Linked DNA regions of Homo sapiens: region 2 is linked to region 1. The links are chromatin contacts, found by Hi-C or POLR2A ChIA-PET in ENCODE. All regions are on one chromosome and are shown on one strand. Each heading gives the region's core, a stretch centred on a gene start or an enhancer-like site at or near the end of the contact. The rest is flanking DNA. Distances are from core to core; before and after follow the strand shown.

Evidence for each region. A loop is a pair of places that touch in the nucleus more often than their neighbours do. ChIA-PET counts read pairs that join two places held with the same protein, here RNA polymerase II (POLR2A). Pooled maps may share reads with other maps.
Region 2: a pooled map shows a loop between it and region 1 (5-fold over the local background). The contact joins the promoter of EOLA2 here to the promoter of LINC00850 in region 1. A Hi-C loop is called at or near these places in 8 of 50 pooled maps. POLR2A ChIA-PET finds 5 or more read pairs at or near these places in 4 of 52 experiments (AG04449, GM10248, MCF 10A and 1 more).

What each region holds. Positions count from the first base shown.
Region 1 is chrX:149,823,338-149,827,590 of GRCh38, reverse strand. It overlaps LINC00850 (long intergenic non-protein coding RNA 850), which reads right to left and starts at 1,883. Exons shown (of 3, transcript NR_109813.1): 1 at 1,775-1,883.
Region 2 is chrX:149,936,399-149,940,651 of GRCh38, reverse strand. It overlaps EOLA2 (endothelium and lymphocyte associated ASCH domain 2), which reads left to right and starts at 2,161. Exons shown (of 5, transcript NM_001013845.2): 1 at 2,161-2,459; 2 at 3,172-3,219. It overlaps EOLA2-DT (EOLA2 divergent transcript), which reads right to left and starts at 2,104. Exons shown (of 12, transcript NR_027456.1): 1 at 1,866-2,104. RefSeq lists silencers at 156-265, 916-975, 1,256-1,335, 1,446-1,715.

The sequences.
Region 1 (4,253 bases), core at 634-3,133:
CTCTTTTTCTCTGTCTCTCTTTGACTTTCTGTCTCTCTCTCTCTGACTCCCTCTTTGTCTCTCTCTCTTCCTCTCTCTCTCTCTGACTCCCTCTTTGTCTGTCTCTTCCTCTTTCTCTCTCTCTCTGACTCCCTCTTTGTCTGTCTCTTCCTCTTTCTCTCTCTCTCTTTGACTCCCTCTTTGTCTGTCTCTTCCTCTCTCTCTGACTGCATCTTTGTCTCTTCCTCTCTCTCTGCCTCTTTCTCTCTCTCTCTTTGACTCCCTCTTTGTGTGTGTCTCTCTCTCTTTCTCTCTTTGATTCCCTCTTTGTCTCTTCCTCTCTCTCTCTCTTTCCCCCCTCCCTCTCTTTCCTCTCTGCTGTTCTTTCCCTGCCTCTGCCAGCTGCTTATGCTGCTGTTCTCCCCTCTCCTTCCCCTTTCCCTAGGGGAGGGACTGGCAGGAGTGGAGCTACTCTTTCTTCCTCTGAAAAGAGGATGCCCAAGATGGACATTAACTCGACCCAGGTGTACAACTGAGGTCCTAAGAATTGGTCAATTTGGTCTGCCACTCTGTAAGGGTCATCTAGTAGTGATTTAAGCTCCTTTTTTAAAACTGTGGACTTCTGAACTCGGTAGGGTAGCATTTACAAATCCAATGCCCCCTTCCCCCCTCCCCCCACCCTCCTTGTGGTACCTCTTTCAAAGGTAAGAGGATCAGGGCTAACCCCTTAGGTACAGAGGGAAATGGGAAATTCTGAATATCTTTTTTACATCGTTCTACCTCATACTGGAGTCCTTTTAGACAGGGGTATTTAGGTCGGGAGGGAACAGACTGATGGAATGGTAATTCCCAAGAGTCAGGGTTATAAGGAGGAGGGATAACATGAGTAGAGGGGGATTTGGAATGGGATCTGAGGTGTCAGTGGCTGTCTGAGGGGAAAGATTGGGGACACTGAATGGGGGAAGATAGTCTAGAGGATCTCATGCGCTGGAATGTTTAGGCGTGAGAGCTGGCTCCTCTGACTTTTCATTTTGAGGTGCCAGATTGGGTTCTTCCCTATTTGTTTTTAAGGGAAAAAGGAGGGCAGGTCCTTGTCTCCATAGCCTAGTTCTTCTTGAGACACTGGACTTTTATCATTAACATATCGGATTAGAAGCTGACACATTACATGCTCATTCGACCTAAACTTTAGCCAGAAGATTGAGGGTTTGAGGATGGGTCCCTGAGTTCAAGTAAAACAGCAATATTGTATCATTTGTTGCTTTTTCCTTTTTTCTTTTAGTCCCTTCATTATCCTTCCAGTGTTTTAGCATGAGACCTAGGGGGCTATCCGGGGGGATATCTTTGTTACCATCTTTATCCTCCTTGCTCCCTGTCTTGCTTGGGGTATTTCTCATCTTGATGGTTTTGGGGTAAGGTTCAAGGTTCAATTTCCCTTACTGGGAATTTCTCACCTTTTGGGGTGAGGCTCAATGTCCCCACTGGAAATTTCTTGCATTTTGGGGTAAGGCTCAATTTCCCCACTGGAAATTTCTTGCCTTTTGGGGTGAGGCTAAATTTCCCCCACTGGAAATTTCTTGCCTTTTTGGGGTGAGGCTCAATGTCCCCACTGGAAATTTCTTGCATTTTGGGGTGAGGCTCAATTTCCCCACTGGAAGTTTCTTGCCATTTCTACTACTGGAGATTTGTGTGAGGTTCAATCCCCCACAATGGGGATGTCTCACCACTTTTTAACTTCTAAGCCACCCCGACCAAGGAGTACTTCACCGCCCCCGCCCCACTGCAACTTTCTTACCTTGGTCCTGACCACCAAGGAAATATTTTACCAGCTCCCACAGCTTCTCCTTCCTTGGTCTGTGCACAGAGTTGTTGCCACACTATGTGAGGATCCTTTAAGCTAGGTTGCTGGCCAGTCCCCTGCCCCCACGTTGCTGAGAGCCCAGGTTATTCCTCACACTGGGTGGGTCTTGATTTCTCACCCCTGAGGCTGCCACAAGGGGGCGGGGTGTGCCTCCTCACAAGAGAGAACCAGAGAACGTCCCTAGAGGGGAATGTAATCACAGGCAGCCCCTAAATTGTTATATATAAAGTTTCAGTGCAGCAAAAGTAATAGCACTCAAATATAAAATTTTATTTTTAATTCTCAGCAAGGCAAGTTACTTCTATAAAAGGGTATGCCCTTACAGATGGAGCAATGGTGAGCGCACACTTGGACAAGGGAGGGGAAGGGGTTCTTATCCCTGACGCATGTGGCCCCTGCTGCTGTGTCATTCTCCTATTGGCTAGGGTTAGCCTGCACAGGCTAAATTCAGATTGGCTAATTTAAAGAGAATGTTGGGTTGAGTGCTTTGGCGGGAGTCAGGGCAGAGCAGGTAGCAGGTAATCTGAATGAGTTAGGGTGGAGCAGGTGATCAGAATGAGTTAAGGTGGCACAGGTGATTGGAATGAGTCAGGGTGGAGTAGGTAATTTGAATGAGTCAGGGTGGAGTAGGTAATCGAAAAAGGTTGCTTTACGAGGAAGTTAAGTTTAAAAGTAGAAAGCAAAGAATTGAACATACTGACATATTAATTATTTGAAAAGAAATTTAGAACTCATATCTAACGTCTGAGAAAAAAAGAAACAAGAATTTTAAAAGGTAAATATAGAGCAGTTTCAAGATGGCCGAATAGGAACAGCTCCAGTCTGCAGCTCCCAGCTTGAGTGATGCAGAAGATGGGTGATTTCTGCATTTCCAACTGAGGTACCAGGTTCATCTCACTGGGGTTTGTCAGACAGTGGGTGCAGTTCACGGATTGTGAGCTGAAGCAGGGCAGGGCATCACCTCACCCGGGAAGTGCAACGGGTAGGAGAATTCCCTTTCCTAGCCAAGGGAAGCCATGACAGACAGTACCTGGAAAATTAGGACACTCCCACCCTAATACTGCACTTTTCCAACAGTCTTAGCAAACAGCACACAAGGAGATTATATCCTGCGCCTGGCTTGGAGGGTCCCACGCCCACGGATCCTTGCTCACTGCTAGCACAGCAGTCTGAGATTGAACTGCAAGGCAGCAACAAGGCTGGGGGAGGGACGTCTGCCATTGCTGAGGCTTGAGTAGGTAAACAAAGCAGCTGGGAAGCTCGAACTGGGTGGAGCCCACCGCAGCTCAAGGAGACCTGCCTGCCTCTGTAGACTCCACCTCTGGGGGCAGCCCATAGCTGAACAAAAAGCAGCAGAAACTTCTGCAGACTTAAACGTCCCTGTCTGACAGCTTTGAAGACAGTAGTGGTTCTCCCAACACAGAGTTTGAGATCTGAGAATGGACAGACTGCCTCCTCAAGTGGGTCCCTGACCCCCGAGTAGTCTAACTGGGAGACACCTCCCAGTAGGGACTGACTGACACCTCATACAGCCCAGTGCCCCTCTGAGACGAAGCTTCCAGAGGAAGAATAAGGCAGCAACATTTGCCGTTCTGCGATATCTGCTGTTCTGCAGCCTCCTCGGGTGATTGATACCCAGGCAAACGGGGTCTGGAGTGGACCTAGGCAAACTCCAACAGACCTGCAGCTGAAGGTCCTGACGGTTAGAAGGAAAACTAACAAACAGAAAGGACATCCACACCAAAACCCCATCTGTACGTCAAAGACCAAAGGTAGATAAAACCACAAAGATGGGGAAAAAACAGAGCAGAAAAGCTGAAAATTCTAAAAATCAGAGTGCCTCTTCCCTTCCAAAGAAATGCAGCTCCTTGCCAGCAACAGAACAAAGCTGGATGGAGAATGACTTTGACGAGTTGAGAAAAGAAGGCTTCAGACGATCGGTAATAACAAACTTCTCCAAGCTAAAGGAGGATGTTCAAACCCATCGCAAAGAAGCTAAAAATCTTGAAAAAGGATTAGATGAATGGCTAACTAGAATAAACAGCATAGAGAAGACCTTAAATGACCTGATGGAGCTGAAAACCATGGCACGAGAACTACGTGACATATGCACAAGCTTCAGTAGCTGATTTGATCAAGTGGAAGAAAGGGTATCAGTGATTGAAGATCAAATGAATGAAATAAAGCAAGAAGAGAAGTTTAGAGAAAAAAGAGTAAAAAGAAACAAAGAAAGCCTCCAAGAAATATGGGACTATGTGAAAAGACCAAATCTACGTCTAATTGATGTACCTGAAAGTGACAGGGAGAATGGAACCAAGTTGGAAAACACTCTTCAGGATACTATCCAGGAGAACTTCCCCAACCTAGCAAGGCAGGCCAACATTCAAATTCAGGAAATACAGAGAAAGCCACA
Region 2 (4,253 bases), core at 912-3,411, 110 kb before region 1:
TGCATCACAGAAGGGCCTCAGCTCCCTCCCCCAACTCCACCCACAGCTCCACCCCTAGCTTTTCCTCCTGCAAGTCCGTCCCCAACTTCTCCTCTTGCAGCTCCGCCCACAGCTCCACCCCAGCTGTTCTGCCCCCCTGCTCCTCCTCCCTCAGCTCCGCCCCAGCTGTTCCTCCCACAGTTCCGCCCCCCAGCTCCTCCTCCCGCAGCTCCGCCCCAGCTATTCCGACGCCAGCCCCTGCTCCACCCGGCACTTAACCATTTCCGCCCACAGCTCTTTCCCACAACTACGCCCTCCTCTTGCAGGCGGCTCCTCCAGAAGCTCTGACCCAGTCCCCGCTGCAGCCACAGCCCCAGCTTCTTACCCCCAGCTCCTCCTCCCACAGCTCTTTCCCACTGCCCCGCCCTGCTACCCCTTCATCACCGCTCCCAGCTCCGCCTCCTCTAGCCCCGTCTCGCTTCTCCTACCCCTCTGCCCACCCCAACAACCTTTCAGCTCTTTCCTCCAGCTCTGCACTAGCTCCTCCCCCGCAATTCTCACCCGCCAGCCTTGGTGCAGCTTGGCTCCTCCTTCTCCAGCTCTTTCCCGCAGCCCCGCCCCATCTGCTCCCACAGCGCTTTGCCACAGCCTCGCCCTGCTCCTCCTCCAGGAACGCCCGGCTTTCCCTCAGCTCCACCCTGCAGCTGAGCTGTGCACCAGGCCCTCCCACAGAGCTTTCTCGTGATTCCACCCTACACCTCCCCAAGCCGCCGCTCCCCTAAGCTGGTTCTCAGGAGTCCGCGGAGTCCTCCCGCAGCTGTTCCTCGCTCAATTGCCCACTGCCCCGGCCTGCTCCTCACACCACTGATGGCAAAGCCCCGACCCCAGACCCTCCCCAGTGGTTTCTCTCGGCCCGGCCCTACCCCGCCCCTCCAACGCCTGCTTCCAAGGCCCCGCCCCCAGCCCATCCTCAGCGGTTTCTCTCAGCTCCGCCCCGCCCCAGCCCCACCCGGCTCCTCCTGCGGCTGGTTAAAAGGCCCCGCCCCCAGCCGCTCCCCAATGGCTTCGCTCAGACCCGCCCTGCCCCGAACCCCCCCCTGCTTCTCCCGCGGCTGCCTCCGAAGCCCCGCCCCGCGCCGAGCCCCGCCTCTCCCCATCTCCTCCCTGTTTCTCCCGCGGGTGCTTCCAAAGCCCCGCCCCCAGCACCCCCCTCAGCGGTCTCTCTCAGCCCGATCCAACCCTTTTCTGAGCCCCGCCCTGTTTCTCCTGTGGCTGCGTGCAAACCCCACCCCCCAGCCCCACCCCAGAGGTTCCCCTCGGCCCTGCCCCGCCCCCCCAGCCCCGCTTCTCCAAAGGCTGTTTTCAAAGCCCCGCCCCCGAGCCCCTCCCCGGCGGTTCCCTCAGCCCCGCCCCACCCCTCCCCGAGCCCCAGCCCCCCCCGAACCCCGCCCCGCCCCACTCCTCCCCCAGCCCTGCCCTGCTTCTCCAGCACCAGCTTCCAAAGCCCCGCCCCCAACCCCTCCCCACTGGTTTCTTTCAGCCCCACCTTCCTCCTCTCACCAGCCCCCTCCCTCCCCGCGCTGGTTCTCAGGAGTCCGCGAGCTCCTCCTGCAGCCTCTCCTCGCCCAGATCGCCCATAGCCCCGCCCCCAATGGTTTCTCTCAGCCCCGCCCCACCCCCTCGAGTCCCCGCCCCATCCCAAGTCCCCGCCCCATCCCCTCAAGTCCCCGCCCCACTCTCAACCCCGCCCCAGCGGTTTCCTCACTCCCGCCCTTCCCCTCCCCCAGCTCCGCCCTCCTCCTCTCAGCCCCGCCCCCATCCCCTCCCCATTGGTTTCTCCCAGTTCCTTCCTGCTGGTCTCGCAGCTCTGGGCTTAAAAATCCTGCCTGGTGGTCTCGTCCCGCCCCTCCTCTTCCTCCCTCCGGTTCCTTTTCCTCCTTCCGGTTCTTGGTCTAGGCTGCCTGTCTCGAGCTCCCCGGCCTTGTCCTGGTTGGCTGGCGCGGGACAGGATCCGGTAAACTGAACAGCGTCTCCTTGTGGCAAGTGCGTGCGTACGTGCGTGGCGACGTCACTGCGTGGCTTCGTGAATACGTGGCTTCCTAGCGATTTGGCGGTGTATAGGCGTGGCTGAATACGGGCCTCCTGCGTACGTGCGTGGTGTACGTACGTGCGTGATTACGCGCACACGTACGTTCCTCATGAAAGGGACGACGGGAGCTGCATGAAAGCCGAAGTTATGGACCGCTAGCATCTGTCACTGGCCACCGGTTTCCGGGAGTAAGCGGCAGCTACCTTACAGCCCTGACACGAGCCGGGTGCTCTCTCTTCTCACCGCGGCCCACGTCTCCTCGCTGGCTCCGGTGGCCTCGCTGGGTCGCGAGGAGGCGGAGGACTGTACTCTGAGGCCAAAAGCCAGAGTCGGCCCTGAACGCCCACGACTCTCAGGGTCCAGAGGCCGTGAGACCGGCCGCGGCTGAAAGGTACCAGGGCCCCTGATGCCGGAGCCCGTGTGCTCGGCCCTCTTGCAGACGGTACTTGCGGGCTGGGGTTTCTTTCCCCTGGGTTTCGGGCAGAGAACCCGTGCGGGGCGCGCCCGAAGCGCCCTTTGGTGTCCCTTGCTCTCCCCATGGTCTCGGCCCCCCTCCTTCTAAGCGCGTGTACCCGCGACCTGCGTCTGCAAGTGCTGCTCCACACACAGCGGCCCCATCTCGGCCCGGTCTTCCCTGCCTCCCGCTTGGCCCCTGTGCTGTAAGCTCGCCTGGACCCCAGGCCGGGCGGTGCATAGCTCTGTGGCCTGTGGCCCCGTGCTCAGCATGACCTAACCAGAATTAAGCAGTGGACAATGGGATTTAGGCCCCCCAAACCCTCGTCCGATGACAATGGGAGGGGAAGTGTGATTTTTCTCCCCTCGGATGGAGCGTGCTCAGCTGTAGGAATGTGACTCAACTTGCTGAAATGATTTTCTGCTCTGCGGACTGGTGCACCCTGTGACCCAGACAGATGTGGAGGGTCCCACCGCTCTGATTAGCAGAACCAAACCGTGAGTGAGGTGCACATGTGTTACTCTTAGGACCGGCCCTCCCAGCTCTTGGTTTCCAATGCCTGCTGAGTAGAAGACCTTCCTAGGGCCATTAACCAGCTTTGCTGACTTGCATTTAATGACCTTTCCTCTTTATCTTCCTTGTTGTGCAGGTAAAGAAACCAAGTGGAAGAGTGTTTCCTCCTCTGGCCGTAAAGCAGGTACTCTCTGCAGCACCAGGTAGGAGGGGACTCAACCCCCTTCTTGCCTTTTCAGTTACATCAGTTCCTACTAGGGATTCCACACACACACAGTTGTTGTGATTTTGTGGTGATGACGAGAAAAGGGTTGGCTAAGAAACTGGGCGGCAGAAAAGAGGCAAACATTCACTGTAGCCATTTATCCCGATGGAAGTGGCCAGGCCCTGTGGGGGACATTCAGCCTCCGTCAGAAGTAATCCAGAACCAAGGAACCTGGTTATCTTTGGTCACTCATCAGAAGAATAATCATGCTCAGGGGCCACAAGTGTGTGAGGAAATGGCACCATGGATGGGTTGGTGGAGGGTACACGGGTGAGTCTTTGTGGAAAGTCATTTGCTGGCAGATATCAGCATCTTAGATGGGCGTGCCAGGCGGCCGAGGCATTTCCTTCAGCATGTCTTCACACAGCGAGTGTTAGAAGTAATGTCATTTCTAGTGGCAAAAGTGGGAAGCAACTTGTAACTCTCCATCAGTGGAGGAATGGTCAGGCAAATTATGAGACGACCAACAATGGGATATCACCCAGGCAGTGAAAAACAAGGTAGATGAAGATTGTCAGGTGGAAAGAATGGGCTTGATGTGCTGTCAAATGGCAAACTCGTGCCCTAGCCTGTGCAGATGTGTTGGGAACAGCAGTTTGCCAAGATGGCTGAAACAAAGGACCATAAAGGGGCTGGCTTAAAGAACAGACAATCATTGTCTCGCAGTTCTGGAGGATGGAAGTCTGAAATCAAAGTGGTGGCCAGGTTCGTTTGTTCTGTGGGCTGTGAAAGACAATCTGGTCTGTCCCTTTCTCTTAGCTGCAGGCGGCTGGCCGGCAATCTTTGGCACTCATTAGCTTGTAGAAGCATCTCCCTTATCTCTGCGTTTATCTTCTCATGGTGTTCTCCCTGTGTGCGTGACTGTCTCTCAAATCCCCCTTTTCATAAGGACGCCAGCCACATTGGATGCGGGTCCGCCCTGATGGCTTCAGTCTCACTTGATTGCCTCTGTA